2 separate regions of the Homo sapiens genome follow, and region 2 is linked to region 1. The links are chromatin contacts, found by Hi-C or POLR2A ChIA-PET in ENCODE. All regions are on one chromosome and are shown on one strand. Each heading gives the region's core, a stretch centred on a gene start or an enhancer-like site at or near the end of the contact. The rest is flanking DNA. Distances are from core to core; before and after follow the strand shown. Region 1 has its middle 7.3 kb from the start of MIR4539. Region 2 has its middle 38 kb from the start of MIR8071-2.

Region 1 (7,815 bases), core at 1,073-3,572:
TGCTCTGGCCTACTGGGGCGGCGGCTGTGCTGCACCCACCCTGCGCCTCCCCTGCAGAACACCTTCCTCCACAGCCCCCACCCCTGCCTCACCCACCTGCGTGCCTCAGTGGCTTCTAGAAACCCCTGAATTCCCTGCAGCTGCTCACAGCAGGCTGACCTCAGACTTGCCATTCCTCCTACTGCTTCCAGAAAGAAAGCTGAAAGCAAGGCCACACGTATACAGGCAGCACACAGGCATGTGTGGATACACATGGACAGACACGGACACACACAAACACATGGACACACAGAGACGTGCTAACCCATGGGCACACACATACACAGACATGGACCCACACACAAACATATGTGGACACACATGTACAAACATGCACAGGCACACAAAGAGAACACTGACTACAGGCACACACACACACGGGCACACACATGGATATGTGCACACATGGACACATACATGTGCAGGACATGCACACACACAGACACACTAGCACAGAGGCATACACACACAGACACACACATTCACAAACACACATGTGCATGCAAACACACACACATGTACAGACACAAGTACATGGACACATGCACACCCAGAGACACACTGACACAGACACACAGGAGCATGTGATACACTAACACGTGGACACACACGTCTACCCACAGGCACACAACAGATGGACACGCGTACACAGACATGCACACACCCACAGGCACAACACGTGCGCATGCCGGCCGGCCCCCGCCAACATTCTCCCAGGGCCCTGCCGGATACTCTGTCCCTGCAGCAGTTTGCTCCCTGCGCTGTGCTGGCACCGGGGCTTTGGGCCCAGGCTCTGCTTGTCCTTCTGTCTCTGCTTGGAGGTGCTGCCATGGCACCCAGCTTGTGCTCTGCCTGGGGAGCGGAGGCCCCAGGGATAGCATGTGACCCCTGCTGAGGCCAGGCTCCTGATGAAGGCAGCAGATAGCCCCCACACCCACCGGTGAGCAGAACCAGAGCCTGTGCCATGTGCTGAGAGCAGGCAGTGACTAAGCATATGGGCCCAGAGGGCAGAGTGGCTGCCCTGGGCAGCTGCTCCTCTTAGCAGGAGGCCTCAGGAGATGAGCTAGAGCAAGTCTGCCCCTGCAAATACCACCTGCTCCCCAACCCACAGCAGGGAGCAGGCGAGGTCAGACAGCAGCAGCCCGGGAAGGACCGAGCCCCAGCAGGGAAGGCAGGGCCCGAGTGAGGTCTCCACACCCAACGCACAGTGCTGTCTCTAACTGGGGCCACCTCCGAGTCCCCGCCACACTCTTGGCCCTTTGGAGTCCTGGGCTCCAGGTGTCTCCCAAGGGCCCATCTGTGCAGGGGATGCAACCCCCCGAATGTCCTCATCCCACTGTGGAGCTCAGGTCTCTGTCTGCTCCCTGGGTCCTGGCAGGGTAGGACAAGTCCGCCAGGATGTCCCCATGCAGACTCTGCTCCAAGAGGGAGCTGGAGAGTCAGGGCCTTGGTGAGGGAGTCAGGATCGGGTTCCCCCCAGCTCAGTCCTCCCACCTGCCAGCCCCCACAGCACAGGGCAGGGCCACACCCCCTGCTTCCCCCTCCAGGAGAGTCAGGACATGCTGGCCGCTGCTCCGCTGGGGCCCCGCCCTCCAGCCCCCACCTTGGTCTGTGTGCTGCATCCCCCACGCTCTCTCTGCCACCCCAGGACTCTGAGGAAAAGACCTCAGAGTCCCAGCCCTGCCCAGTCTCGGCCTGTGCCCCCGCTGCATCAGGCTTTCAGGGGCCCAGCCCATGCCCTGGGCAGTGCCCGAGCCCCCCTGCACTTGCTCTCCCCACCCCTGGGTGCAGCACAGCCTAGGGGCCAAGGGTGGGCCTAGAGGATGGGCCCCGGGGGGGCTTTGCTGGGTGCCACCCCAGCCTGACCCTATTCCCCCGTGCTGTGTCTCCTGCAGAGGGGGAGGTGAGCGCCGACGAGGAGGGCTTTGAGAACCTGTGGGCCACCGCCTCCACCTTCATCGTCCTCTTCCTCCTGAGCCTCTTCTACAGTACCACCGTCACCTTGTTCAAGGTAGCACGGCTGTGGCACAGGGAGGAGGGTGCAGGGCGAGTGTGGGGCCCAGGGAGCAGCCTGGGCTGGACGTCTAGCCCGGAGGCCCCCACACCACCCCACTGGGTCATCTCTGCCCCGGCTCCCTTCCCGACCACGGGGAAAGCATTTCACACTGTCTCTGTTGCCTGTAGGTGAAATGATCCCAACAGAAGAACATCGGAGACCAGAGAGAGGAACTCAAAGGGGCGCTGCCTCCGGGTCTGGGGTCCTGGCCTGCGTGGCCTGTTGGCACGTGTTTCTCTTCCCCGCCCGGCCTCCAGTTGTGTGCTCTCACACAGGCTTCCTTCTCGACCGGCAGGGGCTGGCTGGCTTGCAGGCCACGAGGTGGGCTCTACCCCACACTGCTTTGCTGTGTATACGCTTGTTGCCCTGAAATAAATATGCACATTTTATCCATGAAACTGCTTTCTGGTGAGGGTTTTTGTTTCTTTTTCAAAACTTTCCTGCTACATGGGCATCTCAAGGGGGACCCCAGTTCCAAAGGGAGCTGTGGAAAAGAGCGCTGGGTCAGCCAGCGCAGGGGGTTTCGAGGAAAGCCACGTGCCCAGGAAAGGGGCCGCAGAAGCAGGTGGGCCAGACTCAGACTCGGGGCATGCCCAGCCTGATGGAAGGAAGGGGACTGAGCAGGAGAGGGTTCCAGGCCTGGTCCTCCAAGCACAGCCTGAATTGAGAGACTGGGGCTCAGGCCTCGGGGGCCTCTGTGTGTGCTCCACATGCCTACAACTGCCCGGGTCACCTTGCCACCCTTCCCAGCAAGCCCAGACAGTTCTTGGCCTTGCCCCAAACCTTCATGATGTGTGGTGCACGCCACCGGGATCCAGGAGGTGCAGGCTGAGCCCTCGAGAGCATGTGGGCCTCACCGGGATCCAGGAGGTGCAGGCTGAGCCCTCGAGAGCATGTGGGCCTGTCTGCACAGTGTGGGGGCCTTGCACTCCACAGGAGCACAGGGGTGGGGTAGCAGTCGCGCCCGTGGCAGGGGAGTGGAAGTTGGAGCAAAAGTTTCAGGTGAACGAGTGTCTTAGTCTAATTGGGCAGCTATCACAAAACACTATCGGCTGCAAAGCTTGAGCAACAGACATTTGCCTCCCACAGCGCTGGAGGCTGAAAGTCTAAGATCAAGGCGCCGGCAACTTCAACGTCTGGCGAGGGCCAATTCCCAGCTCAGAGACGCGCCTCCTCACTGCATCCTCGCGCAGCCGAAGATGGTGAAGGAGCTCTCAGGGTCTCTGTCATACAGGCACTAAGCCCGTCACGAGGGTCTCTCTCATACAGGCACTAAGCCCGTCACGAGGGTCTCTCTCATACAGGCACTAAGCCCGTCACGAGGGTCTCTCTCATACAGGCACTAAGCCCGTCACGAGGGTCTCTCTCATACAGGCACTAAGCCCGTCACGAGGGTCTCTCTCATACAGGCACTAAGCCCGTCACGAGGGTCTCTCTCATACAGGCACTAAGCCCGTCACGAGGGTCTCTCTCATACAGGCACTAAGCCCGTCACGAGGGTCTCTCTCATACAGGCACTAAGCCCGTCACGAGGGTCTCTCTCATACAGGCACTAAGCCCGTCACGAGGTCCTCATCATTGCCCAGATGCTAGGGCTCCCAGTGCCATCCCCTTGTGGATGAGGATGGGGGGCGTGACCATGTCGTCCTTAGAAGCCGTTAGGGAATGCATAGTGGGGAGGACAAGTCTCTGCCATCACCCTGAAGATGGGCAGGTGGTGGCCAGGCTTGGGGCAGTGCCGAAAAATGACTCCCCAGGTAGGTGGGAGCAGGATCAAAGAGCAGGGGATTTTTTCAGAGATGGCAGCCAAGCCAAAGTTGGGGGCTCATGCCAGGAGGCTCACTTGGCCATGGTGCAGTCACCCAGGGGTGACCCACAGTCCATGGCAAAGTCAAGGACAGCAGTGGCTGTGAGACCAGGGTGGAGGCAGGTGGCTGGGGGGAGAGGACCAGGCTGGAAGGACTGGGCAGACCCCAAGGCCATAGAAGTGTCCTAGAGGAAGCATCCAGGATGGCGTCTTGGGAGGGCTCATAAGCTGGGGGCCCAGAAGGAGGACATTTCAGGTTCTGAGGAGCAGCCTGGCACTTGCTCTGAGCCAGCTGTCATGGGTATCTGGGGGCTGCTGGGTACAAGTTGTGTCCCTCCCACTAAATGTGCTCTCCACATGGACCCGGCCCGCCCTTCTGTCCCTGCTGGATCCCTGAGCTGGCACCAGCCCTGCCCTCAGAGACAATGTCCAGGAGACAGGTGGAGGTGCACGTGTGGGTCCCTGGGGAAATCCATCCTCCAACCGTGGGCTCCGAGTCGCCTCCCAGCCTCTCGCTCCAGCTTCACCCCATGTAGCTCATCACAGGCTCAACCTCCCAGCCTGGGGGAGGATGGAGTGAGGAGCCCCACACTGCCCAGGGCACACCCAGGGGGCTGGGGAGTCTGCACTGGGCTGGGGCAGGGAGGCCTCGTGCAGCCTGTGGGGCTGGCAGCTCAGGACAACACTCGTATCCGTTAACTGTGGCCCTGGCAACACTGCACCCCAGACTGCGTGGCTTAAACAACAGACGTTTATTCCGTCCTGGTTCTGGAGGCCGGGCATCTGGGATGGAGGCCTTGGCGGGGCTGGCTCCTCTGTGTCACGGGAGACTCTGTTCCAGGCTCTCTCCCTGCTGCTGGGCTTTGCCGGCCGTCTCTGGTGCTCTTGGCTTATGGAAGCAGCACCATCTTCACAGGGCGTTCTCCACACGTGCTGTCTGTGCCCAGATTCCCCCTTTTCATGAGGACAGCAGTCATATTGGATCAGAGGCTTGCCCTACTCCAGGGTGACCTCATCTGAACTTGATTGCAGCTGCAAAGACTGTTTCCAGACAAGGTCACATTCTGTGGTCCTGGGGGTTAGGACTTCGACACATTAATTTACAGGGGACACATTTTAACCCATGACAGTTTGCCCTCCGTTCCCCCCATAATCATGTCCTTCTCACAGGCAAAATCCCTGCATCCCATAGCAACATCTCCAGAACGGCTGACCCCTTCCAGCACCAACTCTTAGTCCACAATCTCAGCGAAATATCACCTGCATCAAGTGTGGGAGAAACCCAGGGTGAGATTCATTCTGGGTGAAATTCCTCTCCATCTGTGGACCTTTGTAACTTGACAAGAAGTTATCTGCTTCCAAAGTACAATGATGGGGCAGGCATAGGATGGACATTCCTATTCTAAAAGGGATACATAGAAAGGGAGAGAGGAGCCATGGGTCCCAAGCAAGCCCAAACCCAGCAGGGAAAGCTGCATTAGATTTAAGGCTCAAGGCTCATCCTCCTGGGTCCGTGCTCCATCTTCCAGGCCCACTGGGGTGACCCCATGCTCTTCGCCCATGGTGGCCAGAGCCCCCACAGCCTCCTCATCTTTGGCTCTGATCTCAAAGTCACCCTTCCTTCATTTTTTCTGGTCTTCTTTCCCTTCCATCCAATTGGCATTGTTTCTTCTGTTTTACAATTCACAAAATCCTTGTCAGCTTCCCATGAAATTCCTGGGGGTTTGAGTCATCAGACAAGAGAGCCCTGCACAGTTATATCCTCAATAACCTTATCTCTACTCCTGGTTTCTGCTGAGATGGTTGATTGGATCCATAAGTCATGATTCCAATCTCTTTAACAAATGGTTGCCCAGACACATCCTTGGCCTTGTTTCCAGAGCATGCTATTGGACAGGCTGAGAATTTTCCAGCTGTTCAAGTTGTGGGTCCTGTTTACTGAACACTTTCTCTCACTTTTTACTATAAGCAGTCAGGAGAAATCAGGTTGTGCCTTCAACACTTTTCTTAGAAATATCCTCAGCTAAAATCCAGGTTCATCACTTGTAAGTCCTACTTACCATAAATAGAATGCAATTCAGCCAAGTGCTTTGCCACTTTCTAACAAAGGTCACCTTTCCTCCAATTTTCAATAACATCTTCCTCATTTCTGTCTGGGGCCTCACCAGAGGCATCTTTAACATTCACATTTCTAGCAACATTCTGTTTGTGACAATTTATGTATTCTCTAAGATGACAGGAGTTTTCTCTATAGCTCTCCTCTTTCTTTCTGAGCCCCCACCAGGATCACCTTCAATGTCCAAATTTCTACCATAGTCTTCAAGGAAATCTAGGCTTTTTCTAACATGCACCTGAAAACTCTTCTCACCTCTACACATTACCCTATCCCAAATTCATTTCCACAGTTTTAGGTATCAATTAAATCAGATAAATAAATCATTACCCTGAATTATTTCAGTTAAGCATGTTAGTTGGTGGCATAAGAGAAAACTCAGTCAGATAGTGCTGAAGACAGGACTGTGGAGACACCTTAGAAGGACAGATTCTGTTCAGAATCACTGATGCGGCGTCAGCAGGACTGGCCTAGTGGAGGCTCTGGGAGGGTGGCTGCCAGGCCCGGCCTGGGCTTTGGGTCTCCCCGGACTACCCGGAGCTGGGATGCGTGGCTTCTGCCGCCGGGCCGACTGGCTGCTCAGGCCCCAGCCCTTGTTAATGGACTTGGAGGAATGATTCCATGCCAAAGCTTTTGCAAGGTTCGCAGTGACCAGGCACCCGACATGGTAAGAGACAGGCAGCCGCCGCTGCTGCATTCACTTCTCTTAAAACTTTGTATTTGATGTCTTATTTCCACTAGAAGGCGAATTGGTCTTAATTGCTTCTCTTAAGCCACCACTTCTAAAGCCAAAATCTGTTTTAGTTTCTTATGAGCTATTGTAACAAAGTACCACAACTGCATGGCTGAAACAACAGAAGTGTATTCTGTCTCATTTCTGGAGGCCAGGTGTCTGAGATCAAGCTGTGGGCAGGGTTGGCTCCCCTGGGTTGGCAGGGAGAATCTGTTCCAGGTGTCTGTCCTGGCTTTTGTTGGTTTGCTGGAAAGCTTTGGTGTTCCTTGGCTTTTGGAAACAGCTCCTCCGCCTCCATCTTTACCTTCACATGGCATTCTGCCTGCGTGCATGTCTGTGTCTAAATTTCCACTTTGCATAAGGACACCAGCCATATTGGGTCAGAGGCTCACCTGCCTCCAGCGTGACCTCATCTTAACTTGATTGCATCTGCAAAACTCTGCTTCCAAAGAAGGGCACATTCTGAGGCCCTACGGGTCAGAGCTTCAACACGTCCATTTATTTGGAGACACAACTCAACCCATAACAAGACCCATCCCTAGTGTCTCACCAGTGGTGCTGTAGAGGGAGGCCTGGCAGGGCTGACATCCCAGAACCTCAGGGAAAAATGAAAACAGCCCAGAGGGGTCCAAGAGGTGGCTCGAGGAAGGGAATTAGGAACACACTGTTCAGGTGGAAGATTCTGAGATGGGCCGTGAATACTGCCTAGGATGTGGAGGGTTGACAATGGGTTGACAATCCTGCTCAGAAAATCCCAGGATAAAGGATGTAAATGGGGAGAAGAGGAGGGTCATCCAGAATTTGGGAAAGCAGGGCGACAGTTTCTGCCCCAAGGGAGAAGGGAAGGAGGATGGGGCCACCGCCACACCAGATGACCTTGCGTACCAGGCCAAAGAACGGGAACACCTGGCCCCACCTGAGCAGCAATAGTCAGTGTGGTGGTGGGCAGACATGGGTGGAGGCAGGGGGTGAGTAGAAGGTTAGACTAAGACGGAGCACCTGGGGCCTCCAGGGACCCAGGCAAGAACCCTGCACTTGCTCAGCTGCCCTGGGTACCCAGGTCTCCA
Region 2 (6,922 bases), core at 737-3,236, 170 kb after region 1:
CCACCCGTCCATCCAGAGGTTGCCCAGGGCTGGTCAGAAGGGGTCACATGACACCCCCAGGACCGGCTGGAAGTGGAGGGATCGTGGTCCCGCAATTCAACTCCCACCCGGCACTCCCCACTCAACATCACTTAGGACAGTTATATTGTTTCGGGTTTTTTTTTTCTTCTGTATTAAAAGCATTAACTTCCAATACTGCTTTTATAAAACACACATGCACTGTGGTGAGGACGTTTTGTTAAAATGAAAGGGACAAGCCGGGGCTGGACGGGGAAGCCCCCTGGTGGGGGGACACGGGAGGGGCACCCTGCACTCACAGAAAAGCCCCTCCATTCTTTGCACGTTTCAAATGTTGTATTTTCAAATATAATTAAGCGACGTGGGAGGAAGGGCACCGCGTGCTAGGCAGGAGCAGCCCCCTCCTGGGAGGGAGATGGCAGACAGGGGACAGGGTGGGGGACAGGGTGGGGGACAGGGTGGGGGACAGTGACCAGGTGAGGAAAGATGCGGGTCAGGGACTGGGGGTGCAAATGGGGAGGTGGTGGGAGACGAAGCCCCTCCAAACCTGACGCCCCGCCGCTTCCCGAGCCCGGGGTTCAGGGCTTCCTGTTTTCCTGTGTGATTATGAGCTCCTGCTCCTGCCCTCGCCCCACGCGCGAGTCTCCCCTGGAAGGATGTGCAAGCTTTTCACAAGCACCACAGACTCTTACAACCCGGGACCACCTGGGACCCCAGGCGGTCAGGACCAGGGCCACCCCACACGGCAGGCACCAGCGCTCCTGACCTGGGCTGCAGAACAGCCTGTGGTCAGGCAGGGGCTCCCACTGGCCCCTGTCCTCGGCAGGCCCTTCCCCAGGAGCAGCGTCCGGGAGCTCAAGACAGGCTTGGGGGCTGCCCGTCCACCTGGGGAGGATCTTTGCAGGGCCCTTTCTTTCTCACTAAACAGCTTGCCTGTAGAAAGGAGAATTCGAAGGGATTTAAATCCAGTATTTTTACTGGTTTTCCCCGGGGCTAGCCAGGGTGTCTGCCCCACCTGCTGGTGGAAACGAAGTTCCCACTCTGGCCTTCTCCGTTAGGGCTTTATTTCATGGAGGTTGCATATGCCCGCCTCCCTGCAATGCGATGGTGAGGCCAGGGACTGGGGATGGGGCAAGGCCTGGAAGGGTGTGACTGTCTGTGAGGTGGGGATGGGCCTGCAGAGGGACGTCCGGGAATACACGGAGGCGTCTCGCACCGACACCGGGGTTCACTGTGACGGGAGGGGCTAGAGACCATCTGAGTGGGCTGGAATGGGGGTTGTCGCACACCCCTCGGGGGTGGATGTGGGTGCCCAGCAAGAGAAGCAGACCCGGCCCCACAGGAGGCTGCAGATGGAAGCTTCAGAGGCGGCTCCGGGGCTGCCACAAACCCCGCCCCTCCACGTGCCTCCCTGTCCCGGGAGCCGCCCCTCTGACCCCCAGGCCCTTCCCCGGACGTCCCAGCTGCTCCACAGCCCAGGCTTCTCCCCTCCTGCCCCCATGGAACCCCCACCCTGGGCTGTCTGGGCCTGCCTAGCCGGCCGTGTGGGGTCCCCCAGGCCCGTGGCCCAAGCACCCATCTCCGTGTCCAGCGCCCAGCGCACTCGGACGTTTCACACGCGGGCCTCTGGGGAGGACCCCCAGGCACCGCCAGCCCAACCCCGGCGGCCGGAAACTGGACCCGCTGCGGCAGCCGCTGAGGCTCTGCTGCCCCCGTGTGGCCGACAGCAGCATCGAACGCCGCCGACCACGCGGCGCTTCCCGGGCTCGGGGCAGGGGCAGGGGCAGGGGCACGGGCAGGGGCAGGGGCAGGGGCAGGGGCAGGGGCAGGGCCAGGGCCAGGGGCAGGGCCAGGCGTGCTCTCGGGGCCGGATCCCGGCTCTGCCTTGGGCTCAGGGCTGGGGCCCGGTCCGTGTCCAGCACTGTGATCCCCTCCCCTCCCCAGCGCCTGCCGCGGAGGTGGCTGTGGCATCCGCGAACAGGCATCAGCTTGTGGGGCTCTGTGGTCTGGGATCCCAGCCTCTGCCAAAGTCCTGCATTCCCTGGGTGTGGGGACGCTGTGACCTGGGGACGCTGTGGCCTGGGGGCCTTGCAAGGCTGCACCTGGGGCAGATGGGGAAGCTGGCCTGGGCTCCTCGGTGGGGCCCCGCGCCCCCCACTTCTGCCGGCAGCATCCGATGCTCCCTGACCCTGGTCAGGACCCTTCCTCCTGGCGTGGCCCAGTGTCCCCGCGGAAGCCCCAGAACGCGGCCTGCCCGGGAGCCGGCTCGGGCCTGGGGCCTGCGGGTCTTCACTATGGTCGCGAATGGACCCACGGGATGCTGCATGAGGCGCACGAGCTTGAGGCACCAGCCTCCGGCCACTGTCCCTGGAGGACAAGGGACGCGGCTCCGGAGCAGAGGGTCCTCCCCTGGGGATGCCCTCCCGGCGGCTGGGTGTGGGGCTGGGGGCTGTGCCCGGAAGTGGGTGGGTGGGAGAAGCCCTCCTGAGCACAGAGGACAGCAGCCAGGCCCAGGCCCAGGCCCTGCAGGCCCCCAGGGGCTCCAGAGCCCCAGAGAGGAGGAAGGCCTCCGTGTGCTCAGAATCAGCTCACACCCCGGGGACGAACCTCAGAGGGCCGGGACAAGGAAAGGAAGGCCCCGGCCCAACATCGGGGTCTGGGCGCTGGTGGGACAGGGCAGGCTCAGCCTTGGGGCCGGTCAGGGCCCTGTTGGGGTTCGGGTCCCCCTGCCAGGTCCGCGTCTGCAGCCACAGCCCCTCAACCCCAGCAGGGACCCCAGAGACCGGCTCGGGACCCCCTGGTGGCCGTCTTGTGCCACTGCAGTTCTGCTGCTGAGAGGTTCCCGGGGTTCCCGGGGTTCCCGGGGTCCCTGGCCCGGCAGCCTCCTGGGCTCCCAGGCAGGCGCGCTCTGCCGTCCGCTCATGCGGGGACAGCGGACCTCAGAGGCAAGCCTAAAAGACGCGCCCAGATCAGGATCCCAGGAACCCAGCTCACATACAAATCAGAAAAGCCCTAAAGAAGCAGAAACAAGAATCAGTGAAACAAGAAACTATAGAATAAGAACCCAAACAAAAGCAAAATGTCGGCGTTATCAGACATAGAATATGCAATGTGTGCTTCAGAGGGTTTTTTTGTTTGTTTTGTTTTGAGATGGAGTCTCGCTCTGTCGCCCAGGCTGGAGTACAGTGGTGCGATCTCGGCTCACTGCAACCTCCGCCTCCCGAGTTCAAGCGATTCTCCTGCCTCAGCCTCCTGAATAGCTGGGACTACAGGTGCCCGCCACCACGCCCGACTAATTTTTTTGGATTTTTAGTAGACACGGGGTTTCACCGTGTTAGCCAGGATGGTCTCGATCTCCTGACCTCATGATCTTCCTGCCTCAGCCTCCCAAAGTACTGGGATTACAGCGTGGCCACCACGCTCGGCCAAGAGATTTTTTAAACTTACTTACAGAAGCTATTCAAATATTACTGCAAAATGGGAAATTACTGCACATTGCATTTTGAAATGACCTGAGAGTTTTACGAAGAACTTCTAGAATTGAAAACCGTAATAGATGAGGCTAAAATAAGAATGGATGGGACAGGCAGCGCAGAGGACACGCAGGAGCGGGAGCTGGTAACACCGAAGAAAGAGCAGGAGACGCCACCCAGCCCGAGCGCAGCCCCGCGGAGGCTGGACGGAGGCTCCCACAAGGGCTTCTTCTGCCCAAAGGAGAAACAGAGTCGGGGGAGGCAGTGGCTGGGAATTTTCCAAAATCGCTGAATAACAGGACGCGTCAGGATCAAGGCCAAGTCCCAAGCAGGATAAATAAAAGCAAACTCCACGTCCACACCTTGACGCTTGCCGATGGAGCTGCCAACACCAGAGGCAAAGAGACTTTAGAAGCATCCAAAAGGAGGCCGGGCGTGGTGGCTCACATCTGTAATCCCAGCACTTTTCGAGGCAGAGGTGGGTGGGTCACCTGAGGTCAGGAGTTGGAGAGACCAGCCAGGCCAACATGGTGAAACCCGGTCTCTATTAAAAACACAAAAATTAGCTGGACGTGGTGGCGGGTGTCTGTGGTCCCAGCTACTCGGGAGGCTGAGGCAGGAGAATCGCTTGAGCCCGGGAGGCGGAGGTTGCAGTGAGCTGCCATCGCGCCACTACCCTCCAGCCTGGGAGACAGAGTGAGACTCTATCAAAAAAAAAAAAAAAATCCGTCAGGGCCGGCCCAGGCAGGTGCACTCGCGCGGCCACAGACTCCAGAGCCGGACTCGGGAGCCCCCCGGCGGCCGTCCCGTGCCACTGCACGTTCTCATAGACAGGAGAGTCTCAAGAACCCTGGAGCAAACAAGACGCCTGGAGCAGCCTCCCAGCATCTACTCACCTCTGCCGGCCGTTTACACCCGAAAGCCACCCCTCAAGACCAGGACAACGGTGACACTTTCATACAAAGGGCACAGGCACTTAACTCCGCACGCTGGCTGCTGGCGCCTCCTAAGAGTGTGTTTAGAAATGTTAAAGAAAAAATTATTCCATGATAGTTGTTCAATGCGGAGGCAGGTGTGATTCAGGACCACCGCCGCAGGAGCAGGGACCACGGCCATGCGGGAGAGAGATGGGGCTCAGTTCTTAACACAGCATGGGCTGGCGGGGATTGACAGCCAGGGAGCTGGGTAAACTCGGAGGACGGACATTCCCAAGAGGAAATATTGGGGGGAAGGAGGGTTCTGGCTAAATTAGCCCAGGAAGATTTTTGCTGAAGACAGACCAGGGTGATCAGACCTGGGAGATGGTGGAAGATGAGGAACTCAGGATCAAGGGTGATCAAATGTCAAGAGTGGGTCTTTAACCTGATTTAGGGGGGTTCTTTTTTTTTCTTTTTTTTTTTTTTTTTGAGACGTAGTCTCACTCTGTCACCAGGCAGTGGCACGTGTCATCGTGCAGTGGCACGATCTTGGCTCACTGCAACCTCTGCCTCCTGGGTTCAAGCAATTCTCCTGCCTCAGCCTCCCGAGTAGCTGGGATTATAGGCGCGTGCCACCACACCCAGCTAATTTTCGTATTTTTAGTAGAGACAGGGTTTCACCATGTTGGCCAGGCTGGTCTGGAACTCCTGACCTCAGATGATCAGCCCACCTCAGCCTCCCAGAGTGCTGGGATTACAGGCATGAGCCACCGCTCCGGGCCCCACCGGGTACTTTTTAAAGCCTTTTTCTTACAAGGAAGTGCAGGCCGGCCTAGGAGAAGTTTCCAGAGCCCGACTGCAGTTTAGCCAAGCAGAGAATCTTTGTCAGTCCACACTGTTTAAGGAAAGAGGAGACATTCTCGTTTCCCTCCAACAATATAAGTCCATTTTCTTGTTGGGTGGCCTTTCGTTCATTAAGAACCAGCTGGATTTTCTGTTGGGACTGGATAGAAGAGGACATTTCGCCGCATGGTGCTAGCAGTTGGACATTCGAAGAGGAGAGACTCTGAAAATAAATGAAACACAAAGGTTAACACTTAGAAATGCAGTTTCTGAGCCCAGTGGGCACCAGGCCAGAAGATTTCTAGACGCTGGGCCTGAAGCATCTTCAGCTGCAGCCAGGTAGGCAGCTGAAGGGCCTTCCTGATTTGCAGGTCAGGTGTTGCAGAAGCTGCCCGCACAGGATCTGTGGGGATGATTTCTCTGAAGTTTACATCAACTTGTCCCATTTCAGCTCACAGGGCTTCAGGAAAAGGGCAGTTTTAAATTTGACTGATTCCAAGTCAGAGGGTGAGGGAAAAATTAGTTTGCAGAGTTGTTGCCTGATATTAGAGAAAACTAGAAGAATTCTGAAGGGGCCAGCCCCTCCACACCTGTGGGTATTTCTCATCAGGTAGGACGAGAGACTGAGAAAAGAAATAAGACACAGAGACAAAGTATAGAGAAAGCACAGTGGGCCCAGGAAACCGGCGCTCAGCATACAGAGGACCTGCACCGGCACCGGCCTCTGAGTTCCCTCAGTATTTATTAATTACTATTTTCACTATCTCAGCAAGAGGAATGCGGCAGGAGAACAGGGTGACAGTGGGGAGAAGGTCAGCAAGAAAACGTGAGCAAAGGAATCTGTGTCACAAATAAGTTCAAGGGAAGGTACTATGCCTGGACATGCACATAGGACAGATTTATGTTTCTCTCCACCCAAACATTTCAGTGGAGTAAAGAATAACAAGGCAGCATTGCTGCCAGCATGTCTCGTCTCCCACCACAGGGTGGTTTTTCTCCTATCTCAGAATAGAATAAATGTACAATCGGGTTTTATACCGAGACATTCCGTTCCCAGGGGCAGGCAGGAGACAGAGGCCTTCCTCTATCTCAACTGCAAGAGGCCTTCCTCTTTTACCAATCCACCTCAGCACAGACCCTTCACGGGTGTCGGGCTGGGGGACGGTTAGGTCTTTCTCATCCCACGAGGCCATATTTCAGACTGTCACATGGGGAGAAACCGTGGACAATACCCGGCTTTCCAGGGCAGAGGTCCCTGCGGCTTTCCGCAGTGTATTGTGCCCCTGGTTCATCGAGACTGGAGAATGGCGATGACTTTTACCAAGCATACTGCCTGTGAACACTTTGTTAACAAGGCACGTCCTGCACAGCCCTAGATCCCTGAAACCTTGATTCCATACAGCACAGGTTTCTGTGAGCTCCAGGTTGGGGCAAAGTGGCTGGGGCAGAGTTACAGATTAACACCTCAGGGCAAAGCAGTTGTTCAGGGTACAGGTCAAAATGGAGTTTCTTATGTGTTCCTTTTCTACATAGACACAGTAACAGTTTGATCTCTCTTTCTTTTCCCTACATAGCCCCCTTTCCTTTTGACAAAACCGCCATCGTCATTATGGCCCCTTCTCGCTGGTCGCTGTCTCTTCAGAGCTGCGGGATATACCTGTAGACTTTGTT

The links. Hi-C counts contacts between places; a loop is a spot of excess contacts on that map. ChIA-PET counts read pairs that join two places held with the same protein, here RNA polymerase II (POLR2A). Pooled maps may share reads with other maps.
Region 2: a map of B cell shows a loop between it and region 1 (5-fold over the local background). The contact joins two enhancer-like sites. A Hi-C loop is called at or near these places in 1 of 168 maps with a recorded cell type or tissue (B cell), 9 of 37 single-sample maps with no recorded cell type and 3 of 50 pooled maps. POLR2A ChIA-PET finds 5 or more read pairs at or near these places in 2 of 52 experiments (B cell and activated B cell).

The regions. Positions count from the first base shown.
Region 1 is chr14:105,846,383-105,854,197 of GRCh38, reverse strand. It overlaps IGH and IGHM. Among named protein-coding and RNA genes, the nearest start is that of MIR4539, 7.3 kb to the left of the region's middle. Within about 2 kb of position 2,322, at least 3 of the 41 ENCODE cell types and tissues checked have a DNase peak (open chromatin) inside an H3K27ac peak, as active enhancers do; they include B cell, where a contact is called at or near this core.
Region 2 is chr14:105,675,100-105,682,021 of GRCh38, reverse strand. It overlaps IGH. Among named protein-coding and RNA genes, the nearest start is that of MIR8071-2, 38 kb to the right of the region's middle. Within about 2 kb of position 1,986, at least 3 of the 41 ENCODE cell types and tissues checked have a DNase peak (open chromatin) inside an H3K27ac peak, as active enhancers do; they include B cell, where a contact is called at or near this core.